Linked DNA regions of Homo sapiens: region 2 is linked to region 1. A link is a loop called in an ENCODE intact Hi-C map of the cell type or tissue named here. Cell type or tissue: B cell. All regions are shown on one strand.

Region 1 (5,000 bases):
GAAAATGTGGTATATATACACCATGGAAGACTATGCAGCCATAAAAAGGAATGAGATAATGAAGCTGGAAGCCATTATCCTCAGCAAACTAACACAGGAACAGAAAACCAAACACCCCATGTTCTCACTTATAATTGGGAGCTGAGCAATGAGAACACATGGACACAGGAAGTGGAAAAACACACACTGGGGCCCGTCAGGGGAGGGTGGGGCATAGGGGAAAGAGCACTAGGGAAAAGAGCTAATGTATGCTGGGCCTAATACCCAGGTTATGGGTTGATCGGTGCAGCAAACTACCATGGCACACGTTTACCTATGTAACAAACTTGCACATCCTCCACATGTACCTCGAAATTTAAAAAACAGTAATTAAAATAATTTTTAATGTACATTTTATATTATCTAAAAGAGTATAATTGGATTGTACAACAAATGATAAATGCTTGGGGTGATGGCTACCCCATTTATTCTGATGTGATTATTACACATTGTATGCCTATTGCAAAATATCCCACAATTATATACACCTACTACAAATCCACAAAAAATTAAAAGTTAAAAAAAAGAAAATGTGAAGGAGTATGATGAGAGAGATGAAGGGAAATGTGAGACAGCATGGTAGTAAGAATGGGAAAACATGAAAGGGGCAATTATATGGGGAGAGGAATATGTGACAGTGGTGTAAATAATAGTTTAAGGCAATAATCTGAGAAGAATCCTATTACCAGGCAAAATTATATACTGACCCTTTTCCAAAAAAGAACACAAAAAGAGAGTGTCATTTTATTAATATAAATCTAATTTATGAGTTCAAATTTATAATTAATTTATATGACAAAGTTAAAAAGATCACAAGTTAAGGTGGTGTTAAATTTGATTCATAAAACTTATGAATATATGTGTTTGAAGTTTTTGTTTCAGTCATAAATATACATTTTATTTTTATGAAAATTATAAGTTTTAACTGTATTTAATCATAGACACATTTCATGTTTTTTAAATATCTATAATTATTATGGATTAATAATAATTATACATATTTAGGTGTACATGTCAATATAAGCACATGATGTTTAATGATCCATCTAAGTTTTCATCAATGAATAAATGAATAAAAAAGTGGTACAGATACAAAATGGAATATTATTTAGTCATATAAAAGAATGAAAGTCTTTCATTTGCCAAATATGGATGAACTGGAAGATATTATGTTAAATAAAATAAGCTACACGCAGAAAAACATATATTACATATTCTTATTTACATATTTAAGCCAAAATACATACATTTAAAAAATGCAAATAAAACATTTCCAGACTCTCTAAAATTGTTTTTATGAAAAAAAAAATTCTTCAGAAGATATCTTAAATCAGTGACTTTACAGGTTCCCTTTTCTAGACTATTTGCCATAGGGAAATAGTCCAAAAGAAATGTCTACAAAAATTAAATGTATGAAAGTCTAATAATGTAGGAATTTCAGAAGGTAGAACTTTTCAAAAAATGTCAAAAGCTCTGAAGGTAGTGTAGTTTGCAGATAATTTGAAAAAAAACTATCATTTTAAATATTATAATTTTATACCTAAAAAATGAAAAAGGTAGCACTGCTTTGCAACATAAATACAAAAATAAAGCCTGGCAAAATCTTCCTGACTAGTGGGGGATATGAAAAACATACAGCATAATTCGGGAGGTGAAGAGAAAAGTCCCTTTTGGCAAAAAATCTATATCAGAATTCTGATGGGTGCATGACATTTGTACTCTTATCAACAAGAGGCATGGGATGTTTAAGTGAGGAAAACACTATTTTACAGCGTATAGACAAAGTCTGTAATAAGGACAAAGCAGTAAGATTATATAAAGACTTTATATCTCTTTCCTCTAATATCAACTGTTTTTTTTTTAACCTAAGCTGAAGGGGCTATATGAGGTTTGGCAATAGTTTCTTCCACTAAGGCAGAGGTTCTTAATCCAAGTAATAACTTCAGAATACAATGAGCCATGTGAAATTGTATGCAAAATTTCACATAGATGCATGTACATTTTTCTGGGATGAGAATCCACAGCTTTTATCAAATTCACAAGTGGATCTGTATTCCTTCACTCAAAACATAAAAGGCGTAAGAACCACAGAACTGAGGGATCCTTTCTCCAATAAAGATTCATAGAATTCCAGAGCATGTGATATGCAACTACAAAAGTGAAATTGTCATTTGGAAGAAGGTAAAATTTTCTTAATTAAAAAGCACTAAATGATAAGGTTCCAAGAGCCTGTTGGTTTCCGCAATTGCAAAATGTCATCCTCCAAATTAACATTAGGTTTCTGTAGGAGGCAGCCATTGGTAAAGCCGTATTTAGAAAGCAAGTTTCCATGATGAAAGTTAGGACTCAGAAAAGATGGACTTGGTGTTTCAAGAGCTCACCAAGTAAATTTTCTAGAAAGAAAGAAAGAAAGAGAGAGAGAGAGAGAAAGGAAGGAAGGAAGGAAGGAAGGAAGGAAGGAAGGAAGGAAGGAAGGAAGGAAATATTTTACCCACATAATTTTCTGAAAGTGAACAATTTTTTTAAATTATTCAATTGTGACCCAACTTTTAATTTCTGATGCACATTACAATATCACCATCTTGTGGAATATAGTAAAAATGCATGATTTTAGGTGGCTGCTCAGTCAGTGTTTCTCAGTGTGGTCAATGAACCCCTGAGGGTACCTGAGACATATTCAGGGGGTTCATGAGGTCAAAATTATTTTCATAATAATATGAAGATGTCGTTTGTCTTTTCCACTATGTTGACATCTGCATTGATGGCTCAAAAGCAATAGTAGGTAAAACTTCACGCACCTTAGCATAAATCATGGCAGTAATTCCAAATCATAAATCAAATTCCAAGTCATCGTGTTTTTCACTGCAATGCATTTGAAGAAAAAAAAATCCAGTTGCACTTAAGAATGATTTTCATGAAGTAGTAAAAAAAAGTTTTAATTTGGGAGACAAGCTTGTAGGACTCACTAAACACGAATTTGCTTTATTGTAAATTGTGTTTATAAAAAAATTCCTTAGAGAACTACGGAGTCTATGCTAGTAGACATTTATGAACATAACAGATAAGAAGCTTGTGCTTTAATCTTCACTCTTTCCATTAGAATCCATTGTGTTTTCTCATTTCTAAAATGGGGATACTCCTAGAAGTTGTTGCACTGTGTAGTCATAATAATTAAAGGCTGGATATAATGGCTTAGTAAGTACCAACTCTTCTAGTGTCTTTATGTTTCACCATGTGCCAAGAGTTTATTACAATATTTTACCTTGCCAGAAACTCTATAAAGTTGATATTATTTTCTCCCATTTAAGATGGGAAACTGAGACCAAAGAAAGTTTCAAGTCTCTTGCCTAAAGTCACACAGAAAAGTGAGTGGTAGAGGAGGACTTGAATTCAGGCAATTTTACTCCAGAAAAATAAAAGTCCCTTACAATTTCTGATTATTGGAAGAAATTAAAGAAGGTCATAAAGTAGTAGGAGTTGGCACAGTTAGCTGGGGGTCTAAAAATGATGAAGAGATAACACAAGATGGACAGAAGTTATAGTTGGGTCTCTACAAACAATTTATGAAAATTCGATATGCAACCTTAAAACAGGATGTAGACCTAAATATACAGAAACACCCAACCCTTTGTAATATTTTAACAAAAAATCATATGAATGAAATTAATAGTTCTAATTAAGTGGTGGACCTAAGAGCTGTATTAGTGCCAGCAAAATAACAGAACTAATATAGCATTGGAGTTGTCATGCAACAGCCTTGGCACGAGTGCTATCATTCTTTGGTCCTCCTGAAAGTTGAAAAGCAGAGTGCCTTGGGCATCCCAAAAAACTGTTGCCATGAAATTTACTTTAAGAAAAATGTAAGAGTGTCATCTTTTTTTATTCTATTTTTTTATTTCAATAGGTTCTTGGAGAACAGGTGGTGTTTGATTACGTGGATAAGTTCTTTACTAATGATATCCGAGATTTTGGTGCACTCATCACCCGAGCAGTATACACTATACCCAATGTGCAGTCTTTTATCTCTCACCCCCCTCCCACCCTTCCCAATGAGTCCGCAAGGTCCATCAAATCATAATTATGCCTTTGTGTCCTCGTAGCTAGCTTAGCTCCCACTTATAAGTGAGAACATATGGTGTTTGATTTTCCATTCCTGATTTACTTCATTTAGAATAATGATCTTCAACTCCATCCAGGTTGCTGCAAATGCCATTATTTTACTCCTTTTTATGGCTGAATAGTATTCCATGGTACACACACCATGGAATACCACTCAGTCATTTTATATATATATAAAATATATACACACACACAACCAAATATGCATATGTATACACCATAAATATACTATATATATATACACACCATATATACACTATATATACACACCATATATATACACACATATATATTCACACACATATATATGTGTGTGTATATATATATATGTACACACAACATTTTCTTTATCCACTTGTTAATTGATGGGCATTTGGGCCAGCTCCATATTTTTGCAATTGCAAATTGTGCTGCTATAAATATGCACGTGCAAATGTCTTTTTCATATAATGACTTCCTTTCCTCTGGGCAGATATCCAGTGATGGGATTGCTGGATCAAATGTTAGTTCTACTTTTAGTTTTTTAAGGAATCTCCATATTGTTTTCCACAATGGTTGTATTAATTTACATTCTGACTGGCAGTGTAAAAGTGTTCCCTTTTCACTACATCCACAAGAACATCTATTGTGTTTTGATTTTTTAATTATGGCCATCCTTGCAGGAGGAAGGTGGTATTGCATTGTGGTTTTGATTTGCATTTCCCTGATATTTAGTGATGCTGAGCATTTTTTCATATGTTTGTTGGCCATTGGTGTATCTTCTTTTGAGAATATGGCTTTTCATTGGTAGCTTGATGGGGATGGCATTGAAATTATAAATTACCTTGGGCAGTATGGCCATT
Region 2 (5,000 bases), 220 kb after region 1:
AGCCATTGTGGAAAGCAATGTAGAGATTTCCCAAAGAACTTAAAATAGAACTACCATTTGACCCAGCAATCCCATTACTGGGTATATACCCAAAGGAAAGTAAACCATTCTTCCATAAAGAATATAAACCATTCTTCCTTACACATATGAATGCCTATGTTCATCACAGCACGAGTCACAATAGCAGAGTCATGGAATCAATGTAAATGCCCATCAACAGTAAACTGGGTAACAAAAATGTGGTGCATATATGCCATGGCAGCTGTAAAAAAGAATGAGATCATGTCCTTTGCAGCAATATGGATGGACCTGGAGGTCATAATCCTAAGCGAAATGAGGTAGAAACAGAAAACCAAATACTGCATATTCTCACTTGTAAGTGGGAGTTAAAAATTGAGTACACATGGACAGAAAGAAGAGAACAACAGACACTGTGGCCTCCATGACTGTGGAGGGTGGGAGGAGGGAAAGGATCATAAAACAACCTATCTGGTACCATGCGTATCACCTGAGTGATGAAATAATGTGTACATCAAATCCCCATGACATATAATTTACCTATATAACAAACCTGCAAATGTACTCCTGAACCAAAAATCAAAGTTAAAAATACAAGAAAATTTTTGAAAAGGAAACCATAAAGAGTCCATGAAAAAAAAACTGTTAAAACTAATAAATTCAGTAAATTTGTAGAATACAAAATCAACATACAAAAATCAGTTGTATTTCTATATACTAACAATGAACCCTCTGAAAAAGAAATTAAGAAAACTATCCTCTTCATGACAGCATCAAAAAAATACTTATTTATATAGAATGCTATCAGCACTTCCTGCTTAAAACAGGAAGGAAGAGAAGAACTGATAGTTATAAACCCAAAATGAGTAAAATGAGGCCTTTTAATCTCGGGAACAAAAAGACAGACTCTTACAGCTACCATTTTGACTACTCATGACTGCAGCTTGTTTGTTAGTTTGTTTAAATTATATTGGACTCAAGACAGCCTGGAGATTGAATAATTGTCAGATTCAAGAATGTGCTTCATTTAGAAATCAAAGTGAGCGTTAGAACCATTTCAGAGGAGAAAGGATGCCAATAATATCTTGCTGCAAAAAAAACGTTCAATGTTACCTAACAAGAGCATTCCATAACTGACACTAAGCTGATAAATAATAATCTTAGAATTTTATAATGCATTCCCATTTTCAAAGTGCTTTCACAGACCTCATTTGATCAACAGTGAGAATCATAAAAGCAATAGTTGAGGCTCTATATTAAGAGATTTGACAAAAGTTATCAGTTTGAGTGCCTGAACACCATAATCCTTCACTCCTCATCCTATTAAGTGTGTTTTCCTATTCTCCTGGTTCTATTATTTCCACAAAGGAAAATGTTCAACCAACCAGTAACCACATATTTGCCCCCCAACCCAGCACACAACACACAATTTGGCCCACAGTTTTTCTGTATGGGTGAGAAATAAATTGTTAGGCATGGAAGAAAAGGCAATCTACAAACTGACAAAATGAATCTGAGGTTAATCCACAGATGCATGACCCAAATCAAAAATGATGAAACTAAACAAGCTGAGCCCTTGTTCTATAACCATAGCTATTATACTTCTAGGGATCCAGCTTAGCCCCATGAGACACATATTTTTATGTGTTCTCTGAAGTCCAGGAAAAAATATCTGCATTTTTGTTTGTTTTAGTCAAGGTCAAAGCCTTGACCAGGCAATACAGACAGAATAGGGATGCACATATTTATTAGGAAATAATCGACATCAGGAAAAGCACTTCTGATCATCTGTAAGCAAAACCAAAAGAAAAATCACCAAACAAGGATAAAATGAAAGGCCTGTGGAAATATTATACCCCCCAAAATATCAAGATTATGTTTTGTATTCAAATTTGTAACCAATGTTCCCTGAAGACTCACCTATACAAACTATCAAGTCAGCAGAGTTAAGATGTAGGAAAGTTCTTAATGCTCCAAACCAGAAATCATTCTTTCAGACAGTGTCTAATTCCAGTCTGGCAACTTTAAAATATAAATAACTCTGAGAGAGCAAAACCATAGTGTAAATAAAAATAAAGCTACATTTACTGGAAACATAATTTGTGCCAGGCACTGTTACATTTAAGGCTTTTAACCACCCCATAACATAGTCAAATTATTGGCCCCATTTTACAGACAAGGAATCTGGGGAACCAAGAGCTGGAAGTTGGATAACTTGTCCAAAATCACAACCAGTAAATGGTGAAACAAAGATTCCGCCCAAATCTATTTACCTCCAAAGCGTAAGCTATTAACAACTAGGGCATACAACCTCTCAGAATGCTGTTTCTTCTGCAGCACTCTACCTCCTCTAGGGGAGGGGATGCTGAAATGAAAAAAGAAAAAGAGGGAGTAGGTGAAAATATATTTGATTTGCTTCAAAAATTTTGCCCAAGCTAGTACTGTTGGTATTTTTTGAAAGCCAGGATGTTTCATCAAGAGAGGTGAAGCTAGGTTAAGGGCTGGGCCCTAAAATCAAATATTTAAATCAATTTCCCTTGGCTAGAGGGTTAGCTGGTCCCTGCTGAGGTAAAGGAAATATGCCAAAGACAACTTCAGAGCATGTCTCTGGGGAATTTCCCCTGTTACTAGGAAACAACAGAGAGGTTGTTTTTACAGCTATTTACAGTTCACAAGCACTTTCATGTGCATTAGCTCACTGTTCCCAGTGCAGTACAGGGTGGATAGCATTATCCCTTTAGTCTTATTAATTACAAATGAGAAAACTGAGACTCATAAGATGTAAGTGACTTGCTGTGCCCCAGGTCATACCAAAAGTGATGGAGCCAAAATAAACCTAGGTCTTGGGATTCCAATTTCAAGCCAAGTGAATGTTTTCCATTTACCTTCAGAGAACTCCAACAGCTAAGGCAGTTTTACAAATAGTACTTCAATTGTCCCTAAGCCTTGTTCTTACACCACTCCCTAACACACAAAAACAAGCAGGAAATACATACAAATAACACCTGGCAGATGCTGCTGTTGTGGTAAACATGGCTCCATATGTAAAAGTGGTCCTTTGCAACTAGATACTCAATGGCAATAATTCCCTGCCCTGGGAGGATAACACCCTTCAAGACCCCAAGTTATCTCAAAGTTACCCAAATATGTCTCTCCAAGAAAATATTTATAAGAAGGCATGCAGTATTTTGGGTGAGAGAAGGCATTGGGTAGGAGAGGAGGATGAAGACATAGGCAATAAAATAATTTTATCTGCATAATACCTTACGGTTTATAAAGCCTTTTCATGTCTTTCATATTATTTGATTTTTAAATTCTGTGAAATAAACAGAGCCAAGATTATTGTGATTATTTTTTCTAATAAGAACACTAAGACTCAGAATGTTGGAATAATCTATCCAAGGATGGAAAAAAAGTCATCTTGAGGGAGCCTCAGGGCTTTTGAGGGATCCTCTCTGGATTCAGTTTCCTCACCTATAATATGAAAGGGTGGGACTAGATTTATTTATTCAACAAATCAAACAAAGCAACACTACAACTAATTTGCATCATAAGTTTCCTCATATGTAGAATAAGAGGAAGACATGGATGCTCTCCCTGGTTCTCTTCAGCTCCAACATTCTATGGAAATAGAATCTGCAGGACTCTAGAACTCACCCAGATTTGCAGGGCAAGCTGAAATTTGGCCCAGGCTCTCTGTCTCCCAAACCTGCCTGGTGAGTAAGAGTGGGGGGGTTGACTCTATAATCTAGACATCCTCTCTGTATCCTTCCCATGCCCACCAACCCAGGGCGTTAAAGTCACCATTACCTGCATCTTCTCATTGTATAATCCATGGTATGTTTTTCACATCCAGTTCTCCCCATCGATAGTGGATGATCTCTCCTATGACAGTCAGTCTTTGGGCCAATTCTCATTAATGAATCTGAATTTTTTCAGAATTTTTATTTATTTTTACTTTTATATTTATGTTCAGGGGTACATGTACAGGTTTGTTACGTGGGTAAATTATGTGTTACTGAGGCTTGGTGTACAAATGATTTTGTCACCCAGGTAGTAAGCATAGCACCTGATAGGTAGTTTTTTGACCCTTGTCCCCTCCCAAACTCCCCCCTCAAGTAGTACCCAGTGTCTATTGTTCCTATCTTTATGTCCATGTGTGTTCAATGTTTAGCTCCCACTTATAAGTGAGAACATGCATTATTTCTAAACTTGACACATTTTTAAGTGATTGTAGATAATCTCCCTAATTAAGGAAAGGCCTAGCTCTCACTGAAGGTCTTTGCCTAATTCCTCCATTACTGTTCCTCTCCTGTAGCAAAAGTTGAGGTAAGAGCAAGTCTAACTGGCTCCAGTTCCTAGGCTTGGAGACCATGAAGCAGGTTTCCTGACCACACACACCCGCAGACTCTCTGTCACCTCAGCTGCCAAAATTTCCTCCAACCCAGCCCACTTCCCCATCCATACTCATCTCCAGCTGAACTCAGGGGCAAACACTAAGCAGCAGGAAGTAAAGCTGGAGCTCATCATAATCATGACACCTTTCATTTGTATAACTTTTTTGTTTTTTTTTGTTTGTTTGTTTTTTTATTGAACCTTTATGAATATTTTCTCTTTTGGTCTTGTCAGGAGAGAAAGGCAAGAACTGCAAAAATTTATGTAAAGGAGCTCTCTCATCCATGCTAACCAGATCCCACGCCCCCCAAAACACTTTAAAGCCCACAAATAGAGTCACACACACTCAATGTGCTTGAACCATGCTCAGAGATCCACACTGAATATAAATAAATATGTAGAGGTAGAAACAAATCTGCTTCCTCTTCATAGATGCCCAAAAGCCTGTATTCTTTTCCCAGCTTTGGCACTTAATTATATGAACTTGTACTGATATTCTTTACCCCAAGCTAGGTATTAATTTTAACAACTGTCCTAACTTTGTGCTGTTCAATGCAGTAGCCACATTCACATGTGGCTATGTGGCT

What was found. Hi-C counts contacts between places; a loop is a spot of excess contacts. Peaks named below come from ENCODE experiments on the same cell type or tissue, not always from the same donor. Only the 100,000 strongest peaks of a DNase experiment are listed, where the experiment ranks them.
Region 2: a loop joins it to region 1, with 2.6 times the contacts of the local background. A loop is called at or near these places in 1 of 110 quality-filtered maps.

Annotation. Positions count from the first base shown.
Region 1 is chrX:78,553,204-78,558,203 of GRCh38, reverse strand. It overlaps the pseudogene UBE2V1P7. Among named protein-coding and RNA genes, the nearest start is that of RTL3, 100 kb to the left of the region's middle. In B cell, a CTCF peak has its summit at 2,635 (motif pointing left); a DNase peak (open chromatin) is centred at 2,643.
Region 2 is chrX:78,331,369-78,336,368 of GRCh38, reverse strand. No RefSeq gene overlaps it. Among named protein-coding and RNA genes, the nearest start is that of CYSLTR1, 6.3 kb to the right of the region's middle. In B cell, no CTCF peak of the experiment used is centred here; DNase peaks (open chromatin) are centred at 2,628 and 4,457; H3K4me3 peaks cover 705 bases; H3K27ac peaks cover 3,938 bases.